Regions from separate parts of the Homo sapiens genome. Here region 1 is linked to region 2. The links are chromatin loops, found by intact Hi-C in ENCODE. Cell type or tissue: ascending aorta. All regions are shown on one strand.

Region 1 (8,000 bases), 670 kb after region 2:
ACAATACATGCTGTGGTGGTATATGACACAGAAAAACTGTATCGTGTGGGAAGTAAAGAATAATGGCACTTTATTTAAATAACCCAAACATATGTCTTCATTAAAACATATAGAATACCATTTCAAGAAACTGTGCTTTTATTAAGATCCCTGTCATGCCAAAATTATTTCAACTTTTATAAAAGCTGGGAAAATAAAAACAAATGAGTTTTTTAAATATATTTTTTAAATTCTTGTTTTGAGTTTTTAAAAAAGTATGGACGTCTAAGCCTAATATTTTCAGTTTGAAATTTCTGGAAACCCTCTATGAACCCTCCTGCCCACAGATGGGTCAGATATCCCTTTTGTAACCCCTTGAATTGCCAGTCTAGTTTCACCATGTCGAAATCTCACGCACCCTTTAAGCACTATCTCAAATAATGCTCTGTCTGCCATTTTGTGCCTGAACTAGCTATGGCTTTCCCTATTGAGAGTACCGCCAATCCTTTGTACATTTTGGGGAGCATGTATGTACTTTTTCTTTTACAGGGTTTCTGTCCATTTTGTATTATATCCTACATGCTTTTACTTGCCTAAGGGCAAGAACTAATTCTACTCATTGTTACACCCCCTAAAAGACACAGCTTAGTAATCTGCAGTAGAAGCCACTGAATAATTATTATTACTACCTGCTGAGGATTAAATGTTCCAAAATTGTCCTCATTAATAATAATTTTTAGAAGGTACCAAATAAGTGCAATATGGCTTAAGGAGACTATACCTGTGTTACAAAGTAAAATGCTTAGTTTGCAGTCACCTCAGAGGTTAAATGTTTTTAAAGTATACAACTACTTCACACCTGCTAGGATGGCTGGAATGAGAAAAACGGAAAATCACAAGTGTTGGCAAGGATGTAGAGAAAGTGCTGGTGGGAATGTAAAATGATACAGTCCTTCCAGAAAAGAGTTTGGAGGTGCCTCAAAAACCTAAACATAGAATTACTATAAGACTACATAGGAATTCCACATTGGGTATATATGTACACAAGAGAGGTAAAAGCAAAGACTCAAACAGATAACTGTACACCAATGTTCACGGCAGCACTATTCACAATAGCCAAAAGGTGGGAAAATCTCAAATGCCCATCAACAGATAAACAATGTAGTATACAGATACAATGGAATATTATTCAGTCTTAAAAATGAATGCATTTCTGATACATGCTGCAACACGGATGAACCTTGAAAACATTATGGTAATGAAAGAAGCCAAGTACAAAAGGAAAATATTGTATAACTCCATTTATATGAAATATCTAAAATAGGCAATTCATAGCAAATTAGAGGCTGCCAGAGGCTGAGAATAGGGAGGAATAAAATTATTGCTTAATGATTAGAGTTTCTGTTTGGGGTGATGCAAAGTTCTGGAAATAGACATTAGTAATGGTTGTACAACACTGTGAATGTAATTGATGCCACTGAATTGTATACCTAAATGTAATTAAAATGTCAAAGTTTATGTTATACATATTTTGCCACAATTAAAACAAATACAATACACCAAAAGCCATTAAATTGTATACTTTAGGTTTTTTTAAATTATTTTGTATTTTTTAGAGACAAGGTCTCACTCAGTAGCCCAGGCTGGAGTGTAGTGGTATGCAATCATAGCTCACTGCAGCCTCAAACTCCTGGGTTCAAGTGATCCTCCCACCTCAGTCTCTCCAACAGCTAGGACAATAAACTCACACCACCATGCCTGGGCTGTGTTGTTGTTTTTTTTTTTTTTTTTTTGTTTTTTTTTTTTTTTTTTTTTTAATGTCTTGTAAGGGGTTGGAGGGTAGTCTCATTATGTTGCCCAGGCTGATCTCAAACTCCTCGCCTCAAGTCATCTTCTTGCCTCGGCCCCCCAAACCCTCCCAAAGTGCTAGAATTACAGGTGTGAACCACCATGCACAGTCTAAACCGTATATTTTAAATGGGTGAATTGTATGTGAATTATATTTCAATAAAGCTGATAAAAATATGCATATAAAGATGACTTAGATGAAAGTGCCACATGAACAGCATTATAAATACTCACCAATCTACGAAATCTACCAAATTTGAAGATGCCTAAGATAATAATAATTTAGTTATAGTAACCTAGATTTGGGATCTATTAAGTAGCTAGCTTAGTACTTATTGAAAAAGGTAACAAAATTAAAATTGGGGGTAAAGTTTTTTTTTTTTTGGTGAATATACTAAGAGTATCAGCCGAGGACAGAATATAAACAATCTGCTCAAGAGTGCCATTTTTTTCTAGGAATTCAAAAGTATTACTCTATCTGTGTCCCTTAGAAGAAGGTGACAAGTAACTGGATGACTATTTTAATAGACAATGTGAACCATCCAGAATTGATTCCTAGTCAGCAAAGACGACAGTGCTGAATGGTTCTGAGAGAGAAGTAGCATGCCTATTTGTGACTATAGAAAAATAGTACAGTGGAATTATCAGCTTTCTATCCTAGGTCATAAATAAAGTTACAAAGTGGAAGAGACAAGGGGGAGAGGTGAATGATAACAATATTTTCAAGAAAGTATAGATGATAATCCTTGAACTGGGCAGGTCCACTTATAATATGTGATTTTTTTCCAACCAAACTCACATAGAAAATACAGTATTCATGGGATGTAAAACCCAAGTACACAGAAGGCTTTTTGTATACATGGGTTCTGCAGGGCTGACTCCAAGACTTGAGTATGCATAGATTTGGTATATGGATGTGTGGGTTCTGAAACCAATCCCCTGCATATAGAGGGATAACTGTAAGAGTCACTTTTCACCTAAGAAAACTATCACTTTATATATAATAGGATATCTTCACAAAGCATTTACCATAAAACACCAACTAATGAGACTTAATCACAGTGTTCTCTATCATAGACCCAATTCAGCGCTCCCACAAAAATGAGTATCTGCAGAATATATACTGTAGTAAATAAACAAGATTTGAAACACTTCAGAAAACTTGTTTTTTAAAGAGGTAAAATAACTTTTTTCTAAAATTCTTTCAAAATGCAAAAAATTCACTATTAAAAACTACTTAATGTGAACATGACAGTCTATGAACAAATTTCATGGAAGTGATAATCATTCAAAATCAGGTCCCAAAAGGAATACAAATGATATATCATCTATTAATTACTTCCATATTAAGTTATTCTAGCCATACCAATTAACAGAAGGGAAAAGTTTTGGATTCCCTGATCCATAGTCTCCTGTGATGCATTCATTTACTGTTATTTGACACATTTATAACAACTCCCTGCTTGGCCCAAAACCATTACTCAATTCTTTCTGATAGTTCTAATAGAAAGAGGAGCTTTTGTAAAAACACCATTTGGAAATAATCTGAAAGAAAACAAGAAATCTATTTGTGAAAGATAAGGACTAAACTAGACCCTTCTCCATGCAGATGTATAGGAGACATATATTCTTTCAATATTTGAAATGTGGAGTATAAAACAACACTGTGGGGGAAACAAACAGCACAATCTCATACTGGGCCCTGCAGCACCAATGATGACCCACTTCAGTTATGCAAGACAACAGAAAGCCAACGAAATTACCAAAATCCTATTCACTTCAATTAGGATAAATATATAGGACAGAGCACATTTACCTTAAGAGAAGAACAGCTTAATAAAACCCAACAATTCTAGAGTCAAAACCGTGCACAGATTACGGTTAGAGGGCATTAACTGTTCTTGAAAAGCATGACCCCTAGTGGTTATAAATACTGCTACATACCTGCAAAGGATTTTTTGTCATTAAACTGCCAGTTTTGACCAAGTGTGAAACAGAAAATTAAAAAGGAAAAATTAGGTTTTTAAAATTGGATCTTAATTTCTATTACAGCAAGAGAAATGCCTGCTATTAAAATATGAAAGCTGGTGCAAATTATATTTTAGCTTATAGTATCCCTATCGTACTTCATAAAATCATACAGAAAATCATCTCATCTAAACTCCTTATTTCACAGATAAAGAATCTGAGACCCAGAGAAGTTTAGGAACTTGTGAACACATATAAACAGAAGTTCTGGTAACTTCTTTAACTATGAGGTAAAAACAACAACAACAACAAAATATTAGAGTATGCTGCATGATATCCATATCAATACTTTTATTCGAGAAAGTCATATTTCTTTTCAATGCCTGGCATATGAGCACCATTCTATAACTTTTCCTTTGTGTGGTGGATCCTGAAAAACTGTATACCTGGAAAATGGAAAGGAAAAAAACTGCTGGTCAAAGTATTCAGAGTGTGCACAGAGTAGTTCATTATAGAACAGCTACAGAATAAACACTTCCTCCACACCCTGGCTCTATTGATCATCTGTGCCACACATTCCTCAACCACTGCCAGTGATGGTTAAAGTTCCCTTTATACTTCACCCACAGCAGAGTCTTAATTGTTGTGAGTATTCTCCCCAAAGCCCTCTTCTGACTCCATACACTTTCTAGGCTTCATTTACTTCAACAAGTCAATACTTTCCAGTCTAGAAATCCAGCCTAAAGTTCTTCCCTTGCTCCTAACTCATATATACAAAAGCCTACTCAATATTTATATTTTAATGCCCCACCAGTTAATTTAAACTCCCCAAATTCAAGGTCAACGTGGAAAACATCTTGATCCCCAAACCATTTTTCTTGTACTCTCTTCTTGAATGGTCCATCATCTAAAAACCTGGGTGTCATCCTTGAGTCTTATCTTGTCCCCTACTTCCAGGCCCAGTTGGATTAATCCTTACCTGCTCGTTTTCTCTTGACTACATTTTCTTCACATTTCCTCAGTTCAGGCCACCATCATTACTAATCAGCTTCCTAGCCCGTCTCCTAAGTGTTTCCAAGTACGACTGCTCGGCCCCGCAAATCCCAAATGTATTTCAGAATAAATGCTTCTAAAATTCAAATCTAATCAATTCAATTACTCTCCTCCTTAAAACTCTTCTATGGCTCACTACCACTTTTTGGAGAAGATTTAAACTTCTTAACAAGACCCTGTAGGATAAAACTATACTTACGTGTTCAATTTCATCTTCCAATACCAACAACCTACAATTCTCCTAGCCCCAGCTCACACACCATGTTTTATCTCCCATCCATTCTGAGCTACATTTAATTCCCTGAATTTGCCATGTTATTTCCTACAACTAGATGTGAACGTGGTATCCCCACTCTCTGGTACCTCCTTATCCCTCTTATCCTCTTCCCTGTCCCTTATTCTTTTGCTTAGATAACTATAATGATGAGCAGCCATCATTATATCTCAGCTGAGGCAATACTTAAAAAGACCTCCAAAACCTGATAGGTGTCCCTCTGCTCCCTATACTTACCTCTATCATGGCCATTAAATAACTGAATTGGGGGGCCCACCAATTTATTTCTCTTCCTCACCAACAGGTGATCTCTCTGAGCTCATGCACAGCCCAGTGCCTGGCACGTAATATATGCTCAATAACAGCTGTTTAACAAATGAGTGAAAACTGCCACACACCACAAAACCCTCTACTATACTCAAAATGTATTACATTTCTACTTCTATAAAACACCCTCAATAATACATGTGAAATAATAAAGGAATTCTCCAAAGAATGGTGCTGTGATGGTCAGTGTTACATGTTAATTTGGCTAGGCCGCAGTCTCCAATTATTCAATCAAACACTAACCTAGGTGCCGCTGTGAAGGTATCTTGTAGATGTAATCGGCATCTGCCTTCAGTTGACTTTAAGAAGAGTGTTCTAGATTATCTGGGTATGCCCCATCCAATCTGTTGAAAGGCCTTAAGAACACAACTGGAGTTCCTCTGAGGAAGAAGAAATCCCACTTGTGGACCAGAGTTTCAACTTCTGCCTGAGAGTTCCGGCCTGCCCTCTTGATATCAGACTGACCTCACCAGCCAATTCCCCGCAATTAACCTTTTCATTCTTTCTGTTTCTGATAGCATGCTGACTGATAAAGGCATCTACTAAACAAAAGTAGACACTAAACCAGACCCTGAATATAAAATGATAAAAAGGTCAAGATCAGAAAGGAAAACTATTAACTGAGAAGGCCCTATTCTATGCAGTTTACATTCACTGTTTCATTTAATCCTCACACCAACCCTATGAAAGTGGTTACTCTTCCCATTCCTTCTTTTATTCAACAAATATCTGAGTGCCTATCACATGCCAATCACTGCATGTCACTGTTCCAGATGTGAGAATTACAACCTGAAAGCATACAGAACAGGTCTCCACTCTCACGCAGCTTGGAGTACAGTTGAGGACACCAAACCTGAGTGGTTACAGAAGTCTGTCTCAGGTCACAGAGCTGTAAGTGAAGCTGTCAAAATTTCAACCTGAGTTGTATGGTTCCAAAGCAAAACTCTTGCTCTTCTCATCTAATTCCAATGCTAAAAGACTTGTTCACGCGGGGGGTGCTTAACAGCTGCGTACCCAGAATACATGCACCATAAGGCATAAAAACTGGCTTATGCCCAGGTGCCACAGTAAGCAATATAGACAGTTAAGTTTCCCCAAGAAAACAGAGAATGACATGGTCCCTAAGATACAAGGCAACAAAAAACATTCTGGGAGACACAGCAAGATCGGAGCTGGGTCTTGAAAGAATACTAGTAGGTCTTCAAATAGCAGAGAAGACGAATTAATGCACGGATTAAAAAACATCATATAAACAAAATCTGGAACAAAGGAATGTACATGATGTATTTGAAGAAACCGAGCAGTACAGTCTGACAAGAATAGAAAGTGTGAATCATGGAGCTGTGAGACGTCACCATTAGCCCTTCTTCCCACCACCACTATAATCCCAATCTGTGATTCTCCGAGAGGACAAAATGGCATAATACTGGTGAAGTGTTCTGCATAGGGCCCAGAGTATGGCTGAGCAAAATAAAAGTGATTTCATCATTAGGTTATTAAGGCCCATTTGATGGCTTTATGGCATGTAGTGTGTTTTTACAACCTTAGCAATGCTGGTGTTTCTGAATGTAGCCCTTCTTCGCACTGCCACCAAAATGCCGTTCCCAATCCCAGATCCACGTCAAAAATCTGCAGAGTGCCAATTTGTTGGGGTTTTTTTAAGGTTAATATAGGAATTATATATTAAATGGACTGCGAGAAGGATGAGGGAATATAAGTAACCTGTAAAAAGAATTTCTGGATTAGCTGAGGTTGGAAATGGAAAAGATACTAAAAAGGTATCTAAGAAAGTGAATTAAAAAGTAATGGAAGTGGCTGTGCGTGGTGGCTCATGCCTGTAATCCCAGTAGGCAGAACACGAGGTCAGGAGATCAAGAGCATCCTGGCCAACATGGTGAAACCCTGTCTCTACTAAAAATACAAAAATTAGCCAGGCATGGTGGCACATGCCTGTAATCCCAGCTACTCAGGAGGCTGAGGCAGGAGAACTGCTTGAACCAGGGAGTTGGAGGCTGCAGTGAGCAGAGATCACGCCATCACACTCCAGCCTGGTGACAGAGCAAGACTCTATCTCAAAAAAAGAAAAAAAAAAATAGCTGAGTGTGGTGGCGCATGCCTGTAGTCCCAGCTACTTGGGAGGCTGAGTCAGGAGAATCGCTTGAACCCGGGAGGCGGAGGCTGCAGTGAGCCAAGATCGCGCCACTGCACTCCAGCCTGGCGACAGACAGATTCTGTCTCAAAAAAGAAGTAATGGAAGCACTGACAGAAGCAATCACAGCACTGACAAAAATGTTCAATGGAATTACATAAAGTGCTTAGTGCCATCTCATTAGTAGGTATTCAATAAGTGTTTCTTCAAAAAAAAAAGCTTCATTAAGATAAAATCTGTATACTATGCATTTTACCCTTTAAAGTGTACAATTCAATGATTTTTAGTATATTCATAGAGTTGTGACTATAATATCTACACAACCTAATTTTAGAATACTTTCATTACCCTCACTCCCCACCCCACCCATAAGCCACAGGCAAGCTGTAATACATTTTCTGT
Region 2 (8,000 bases):
TATATTCATATATATTCACATATATATTCATATATATTCACATATATATTCATATATATATTCACATATAGATTCACATATATATTCACATATAGATTCACATATATATTCACATATAGATTCACATATAGATTCACATATATATTCACATATATATTCACATATATATTCTCATATATATTCACATATATATACACATATATTCATATATATATTCGTATATATATTCACATATATTCGTATATATATTCACATATATTCGTATATATATTCGTATATATATTCGTATATGTATATTCGTATATATATTCGTATGTATATTCATATATATTCGTATGTATATTCATGTATATTCGTATGTATATTCATGTATATTCGTATGTATATTCATATGTATATTCGTATATATGTATATTCATATGTATATTCATATATGTATATTCATATATATTCATATATTCATATATATTCGTATATATATTCTTATATATATTCATATATATATTCATATATATTCATATATATTCATTTATATTCATATATTCATATATATTCATATATATTCACATATATTCACATATATTCATATATATTCACATATATTCATATATATTCACATATATTCGTATATATTCACATATATTCGTATATATTCGTATATATTCGTATATATTCATATATATATTCGTATATATTCATATATATATTCGTATATATTCATATATATATTCGTATATGTATTCGTATATATATATTCGTATATGTATTCGTATATGTATTCGTATATATATATTCGTATATGTATTCGTATATATATATTCGTATATGTATTCGTGTATATATATTCGTATATATTCGTTTATATATTCGTATATATATTCGTATATATTCATATATATATTCGTATATAATATATATATTCATATATGTATATTCATATATATATTCATATGTATATTCATATATATTCATATATATGAATATATATTCATATATATATATATATATATACATGAAGTGTCAATAATTCATTTTATGTTAGATTCTTGTTTACGCTTGAGTGCTGCAGACCATAGGTATTGCTGCAGTCAGAACCCTCACAGGTGAGAGCCAATGAAGGCCTACGTTCACTGCTCAAGGCAAGGGGCAAAGGTCCTGAACTTGTCCTGTGTCTGATGTGAGTCAGCCAAAATCAGAGTGTCAGCACCATACTGGGTAGCCCAATCTCACCAGATCTTGGGATAAAATACAGTTCCTGCCAGCAGAAGCCATCCTATCACCAGGGCTCCCTCCTGGAACCAGGACCAACATAAAGCCTTAGGCTTCTTAGGGCACTTGGTCACTCCAGGAGTGGGGTGGGTGTGAGGGACATGGTACGGGGATGTACAGGGTCACTGAACACTCAGAAGGAGACAAATGAGGACTGGGTCCCATGCTGACTGGTCCAGGCTTGGGGTTCCCTTCCTAGATGGCACAGCTGGCCCTGGCTGCTCTCAGCCACTGGAGGAGGATGTAAACAATTTTGAGGAAGGTGCCTCTGACAACCAGGATCCATGTGGGACCTGCTCCAGACCTGGGGCATCTGCCTGAATGGCCATGGGAAGTGGCTTGGGGCCTGAGGTACAGGGTCCGGGCCACGGACCGCTGGCTTGGGTCTACAGGCCAGGCTGATATCATGTGCCTGAATGCTGGGGAGTAGTCCAGGCTGGAGAGAGAAATCTGGGAGTCATCAAGCTGCTGAGAATGGCCTGATGGAAGGAAAAAAATCCTGAGGTGTCTAGCTCCCAAATTCCACTCTCCTATTCTCAAAATGTGAGAAGCCAGCTCTCTCCCTTCCTAGGTAGATGAAGGACTCTAAACCAAAAATTACTCACTTGATGATTTTTAGAATATTTAGCTTATGCAAATCTACAAAGAATTCTGAACCTTGAAAATAGAAACAGTTCATAATATGAAAAACCACAGACCCAAGTCTCCTTAGAAAACAGTACCTGTGGGGAGGAATGACATTTTCATTTTTCAGCACCAGGCTGAGTCTAGGGTAGTAACATTTTCCCTGCCCTCTGAACAGTGTTACTTGTTTTAGTCGGCTGTCTGTTTAGCCAGGGGAATAATTAATTAACAATTTCAGTCCGCTGGAAACATACCACCAAGTGGCATTCAGTAAATATTTATTGACAATGATGAGGCTATTATTTATTTATATCATCAAATCGCAAACAACTGTGGAGTTTTCCAGCAAGGCATTAGAAACTTGTTATCCTACAGTTGAGAAAATTGAAGGACAGAGAAGTGGGGTGATTTACCCAATGTTCTGCAGGGAGTTGGGGCAAAGCTAGGACTTGCACCCCAAAGTCTTGATTCTAAATGTCTTCCTTGCTTTTTCTGCTATGTGCCACTAGTGTTTTTGAGCCATAGGTGAATTCCACTAAGCTACCTCAGGTGTTTAGGACGTTAACTTTTGCAAAGAACAGTAAAATCTCATTAAGTCAGAATAATTGGAAGAATGACCAGGCTGACTTGAGAAAAAGTCTGAACTATTTAAAAAGATATTCAGCTTTTTCCTTTCAAGATCATGTAGTAAATTGGAACAAATAACCACAGAATGGGGCCAAGCAGAGGTCTTACTGAACCTGCCCAAAAGAACAAACTGGAATAATTTCTGAAGGGTACATTAACAGTTTGCATGCAAGTGATGACTGCTAAAGATAGTTCAGGCATTTAGAGAAATATCTTTTTATTAAAAATAAGTGAAATGTTTCCCTTAATACATTTCATGTAAGTATTTACATAGGAAACTTTCATAAATTTATTTATTTTTATTTTTATTTATTTATTTTTTTGAGATGGAGTTTCACTCTTGTTGCCCAAGCTAGAGTGCAGTGGTGCGATCTCGGCTCACTGCAACCTCCGCCTCCCAAGTTCAAGTGATTCTCCTGCCTCAGCCTCCCAAGTAGCTGGGATTACAGGCGCCTGCCACTACGCCCAGCTAAGTTTTGCGTTTTTAGTAGAGATGGGGTTTCACCATGTTGGCAGGCTAGTCTTGAACTCCTGACCTCAAGTGATCTGCCTGCCTTGGCCTCCCAAACTGCTGGGATTATAGGCGTGAGCCACCGTGCCCAGCCTGGAAGCTTTAATAAATTTAAATGTAAACATCTAACCATCTAACCACAAGTTAAAATGATCATGCGTTTGATTTCATGGCATATAAATTAACCTGTTTTTACTGTTTTGCTGTACATGACTTGTTTGGTATTATTCCTGTAACTCACAGCAGCATAAATGATGACATCTGTCTCTCTCATTTTCCATCATCTTAATTTTTCATCTATCCAATGCCAACAGAATGCCTCCAGCTGCTTGAAAACCGGAAGCATTTTCTGGCCATTCCTTTCTCTCACCACACTCCCACCAATTTTACCAAAGGATCCTACCCTTCCTGTTACCATTTTTGAGAATTCTTTGCATTTGCCTGCCTTTCATCATTTTCTGTTCAAACACTAAATATTCCTTCCTGAAGATGTTTAGAAATATTATACCTTGCTATCTCTAATTCTGTCGTTTAACATCCCACCAGGCATACTATTTCTGAAGCCGTTCATAAGTCCTATTTTTCTCTCTTGAAATTGACTTCTTCCTCCTTTGTTATCTAAGAGCCAGGGTCCTTGACCTGGCAGGTAACACGTGGGAGGTTCCAGACTGACTGAGTGGATGTTATTGACTATCAAGGAGGCTATTTGGGAGAACAGTCTATAAAGCCCTCAAGCCCTTCAGTGTGCTGAAGGCTGGAAAAAAAAAAACGTTTCTGGGGAAAATGGGGATCTAGTTGGAGATGCATAAAGCCTGCCTGCCTGCCTGCTCTCCTGCAGTCCCTCCCCGCCCTCCTTCCTCCCTCCCTGCCTCTCTCCTCCCTCCCTCCCTCTCTCCTTTCTTTCCTTCCCTCCCGTTCTCCCTCCCTTTTTCCCTCCCTTTCTCCCTTCCTTCCTCTTTTTTAATTCCTGACTCAAACTTGTTAAAGGCTTTTCTTGATGGGTGCGTTGTCCTGGATGTGATTCAAAGATCCACATGTCTTAAGAAAAAACTGACCAAAACTGTTAGAGCTTAGCCTGATGAAATAACTTAAGTTCAAACAAAATAAGGTTACTCATGCATTTCCTGCTGGCGACCTGCTGCCCCCATCTGGAGAAGTTGGGAACGGATGTTCTTGATTCATTCCTGCGCAGTTCTTGTTTCCTTTAGGGGTCTGCGTTGGCTTGGCTGTCTTATCCAAAGGTGGTTTGCTACAGTGTGTAGAAGTGTCAGAGTACAAACTGCAAACAGTTTATTTAGTGAGTTCATGTTTACTCTGAGTAACGCCAAAGACCTTTATTTTATTCCTGGCTGGAGGATGACTCCTTAGTTTTGTGGACCATCTGTTCTGGTACTGCCCCCCAGCTTCCCCAACCCTTCCTACAAAAGGCTAAGCTAAAGCCGTCTTTCTTGACAGCCTTGGAATAGTGAGAAGTGCTTCCTGACTTTGCATCCTGCCTTGGTAATCTTATCCTTAAAAGGATAGTTTGGACTTTTGATCTCTAAGGTCCCTCTGGTTCGGAGTCCATAAAAAATATTTACCAGTGAGAAATGTCTATTTAACATAAATCAACTCTTAGGTATTAAATGAGCTTTCTCTCTTAATGAACAAGATTTCTGGAAATAAAATGCACATGTTTGGAGGAGGGACTGAAATTTTAAAAACAATTTCAAAATATGAACTATACCACTAGGAGGCAGTGTTGACATATAATTTAATTCAAGAATGTCTTTACCATAGCTCCTTTTCAGAAAAATATTTTAAAAAACGATGGATATAAAAATGATTAAAGGTTATAATATTTTGGTGGCAACAAAACTCTGAAAAGAATATTAAAGGAACATGCATTTTACACAGTAATAGAACAGCAAGTCCAATAAAATGTCATCTGTGAGTGAAAGCTTTAAATACTGAGCTTGGTTTGAGAATATAAGAGAAATGATAGATAACAACTTTGCCAAAAAAAAAAACAAAAAACAAAAAACAAGTGGAGTTCACTCTTGTTTCCACTAGCCATATGCAGCCTCTGAAAGTTGTGCTGCTTTGGCTCTGTTTCTGTGCATTGAGGGATTAGGGGTGGATTATTAACTCTTAGTAACAAAATTCTAGCAATTTCTTTGCCTTTCCATTTATTTATTTATTTGACAGAGTCTCACTCTGTCTCCCAGGCTGGAGTGCAGTGGTGCAATCTCAGCTCACTGCAGCCTCTGCCTCCCAGGTTCAAGTGATTCTCATGCCTCAGCCTCCCGAATAGCTGGGACTACAGGTGTGTGCCACCACACCTGGCTAATTTTTGTATTTTTAGTAGAGACAGGGTTTCACCATGTTGGCCAAACTGGTCTTGAACTCCTATCCTCAAGTAATCCGTCCACCTCCCAAAGTGCTGGGATTACAGGCGTAAGCCACCACACCTGGCCTATTTTTGTTTTCTAGAATTCCCTGACTGGCTCTCCAGAAAGAGCCAGTAGGGCCTCTTTTCCTTTTAAATACTGCCACCTGCTCCTTTAAAATTCCAGCATACTTGTGAAGTAGGTTTTTCTTTTAAATAGGTGAAGAAATTGAGGTATAGAGGTTTCATGTAAGACTTAGCAAATTGTAGAACCAGGATAAGAATAAAATACAAGCAATATAGTCTCATTGCTCTTCTTTTTAATAGCTGAAAAGAATTACAATTTCAAAACAGCTCAAACAATTCAATAATGTTTAGAAAGCTGCATGACCTCTTTTCTAATACACTGAGGGTAGTCATGTTTCTTCTAATAGTCTTGTATCTTCAGGCTTGAGCTTTTGTAGGAGAGTAGATATTAAATTATCAGAGAAAAATATCATAGTTCTCAATCTAGGAAACCAGGCTAGAGTTTGGAGAATCTCTACTTTTTTCTTATTATATTTTTTAAAAGCTACCAACTAATACAAGCTCACTCTGCTCAGCCTTATGGCCCAGAGGCACTAGGTGGATCCAGTGTTGACTAGGATGGAGAGGGCTGAAATATCCATCTCTCCTCCCCTCCTCCCCATTGGTCTATGTCTTTTACTGGTAGAAAAGTGGGTCACGAAACAGAAGAACTCTGAGAGCAGGACTCTGGGTATTGGATATTTATTGATCAGGTCTCATATGACTGACCTACTTATAAGAATAAACTTAAACAGGATGGTCTCCTTAAGTGTCTTGTAGCAATATTTTTCAAACTGTGGATCCAAACCCAGTAGTGGGTCATAAAAATCCATTTGAAAAGTCTCAACTAGCATGTTTTATAAATGAAATAGAATGAAAAGGAATGGAACAGAAAATACTAGGATGGATCACACATTTAATTTCGACAGTAAGATGTGATGTGTTTTGCTGGGTCATTATATAAATTGTGTTTGTTACTAAGGGTCATGTTCAAAAGAACTTGGAAGCCCCTTTCCATAGCGCTTTATCTGTCCCTGGCTGGTTGCTGAGTCCTTTATGACAGTTCATGTCTCATCCTCTTTGCTAGCCTACCAACTTCTTCAAGTGGCATTAACATCTGAATTACTTTTCCTGTGCAGCAGTGATTTCCATAATACTTTTCACAGGGTGGGTGCTTAGTGAACCTGTTCAAGATTTACTTTGTACTTATTTTGCTCCTAAGAAAATTTCTAAAACATACTTTAAAATTATCAAGTGCTATTTGTAATTCTATTTTGTTCAGGTAATAGCAATAATATGTGTAGGATGGCATTCATGAAAGCACTGCTTTTTAACCCCCTTTTCCGTATTTGTAGGAACTGTGACCCAAACACCTAGAAATTCATCAAAAATAGCTTCTATCGAGGCTACTGTGATTTGAATTTTTGTTTTTCAAAGAGCTCTTTCAGCTGCTGCTCAGTTGTGGCTTCTTTCTGCTGCATCAGCTCGGCTGTTCCTTTGGTCACTCCCCAGCCATCTGGCTTTGACATTGAAGGGTTGTATGGCCGGCCTGAGGCTATCCGAAGATTCTCCCAGTATTCCTTCCTGGCCCTGTGTGAACAAAACACATGACACCAGACAACAGACTCCTCCCCTAGCTTTGGTCTTTATATCATGGAACCATTTAAAAATTATATAATATTTTAAATAATTTCACGCAGCACACAAAGTTGCCTATCAGACATTAAAAAGCAAAGGTGTCAATCTCAGCCACCTGTGTGGGCAGTCTGTGGTTGTTTGGCTTCACCATGATTCCTGACTACGAATTTATATGCTACTGATAAACAATCATTTGCTTACACTTATCCACACATTAATACTTAACAGGAAAAGTATGACATACCATTAACACAGTGAAAAAATCATGTGCTCAGGGTAACTAAGCAGCACAGTAGCATCACTAGAATACCCGTGTCAGCTGCTGAACAGCAACAACCATCAGCAACAGGCTTTGTCTCCATCCATGATGCTGTGTTTTGATTAAAAGGTTACTGTACACTGTATTTTACTTTTGTAGATGAGAAGAAACATCAGAAGCAGTTGAGGGACTGGGAAGCGGTCCATTCTGCTGGAAGGCTTTTTACAGTGTTTCCTCCAGAGGCATCTGCCTCATTAACAATGGTTTTTGTCATAGAAGGTGCCCTTTGATGTAAAAACTGATGTGATTTCTTGTTCTGTTATGAGTGCACATTGAGGGAGCCATCTTTGGATTCTCAGAGTGCATCCATTAAAACACACATTAATCTGGACTAAAAATTCCACCCCCTCCCCTCAATCTGTAAGTCTAAAGTTACTTTGAATTTCTTTTTTGAGACAGGGTCTTACTCTGTCACCCTGTCTGGAGTGCAGTGGTACGATCTTGGCTCACTGCAACCCCCGCCTCCCAGGTTCAAGTGATTCTTCTGCCTCAGCCTTTTGAGTAGCTGGGATTATAGGCCTATGCCACCACATAGGTACAAAATTAGTACAGCTAATTTTTGTACTTTTTGTAGAGAC

Evidence for each region. Peaks named below come from ENCODE experiments on the same cell type or tissue, not always from the same donor. Only the 100,000 strongest peaks of a DNase experiment are listed, where the experiment ranks them.
Region 1: a loop joins it to region 2, with 6 times the contacts of the local background. A loop is called at or near these places in 6 of 110 quality-filtered maps.

What each region holds. Positions count from the first base shown.
Region 1 is chr5:78,463,686-78,471,685 of GRCh38, reverse strand. All of the region lies in intron 8 of SCAMP1 (secretory carrier membrane protein 1), which reads right to left. Among named protein-coding and RNA genes, the nearest start is that of SCAMP1, 110 kb to the right of the region's middle. In ascending aorta, a CTCF peak has its summit at 3,739 (motif pointing left); no DNase peak of the experiment used is centred here.
Region 2 is chr5:79,129,988-79,137,987 of GRCh38, reverse strand. BHMT (betaine--homocysteine S-methyltransferase) reads right to left here. Exons shown (of 8, transcript NM_001713.3): 8 at 5,700-7,055. The coding sequence ends at 6,872. Among named protein-coding and RNA genes, the nearest start is that of BHMT, 22 kb to the right of the region's middle. In ascending aorta, CTCF peaks have their summits at 4,182 (motif pointing left) and 4,734 (motif pointing right); a DNase peak (open chromatin) is centred at 4,177; H3K4me3 peaks cover 1,212 bases; H3K27ac peaks cover 1,263 bases.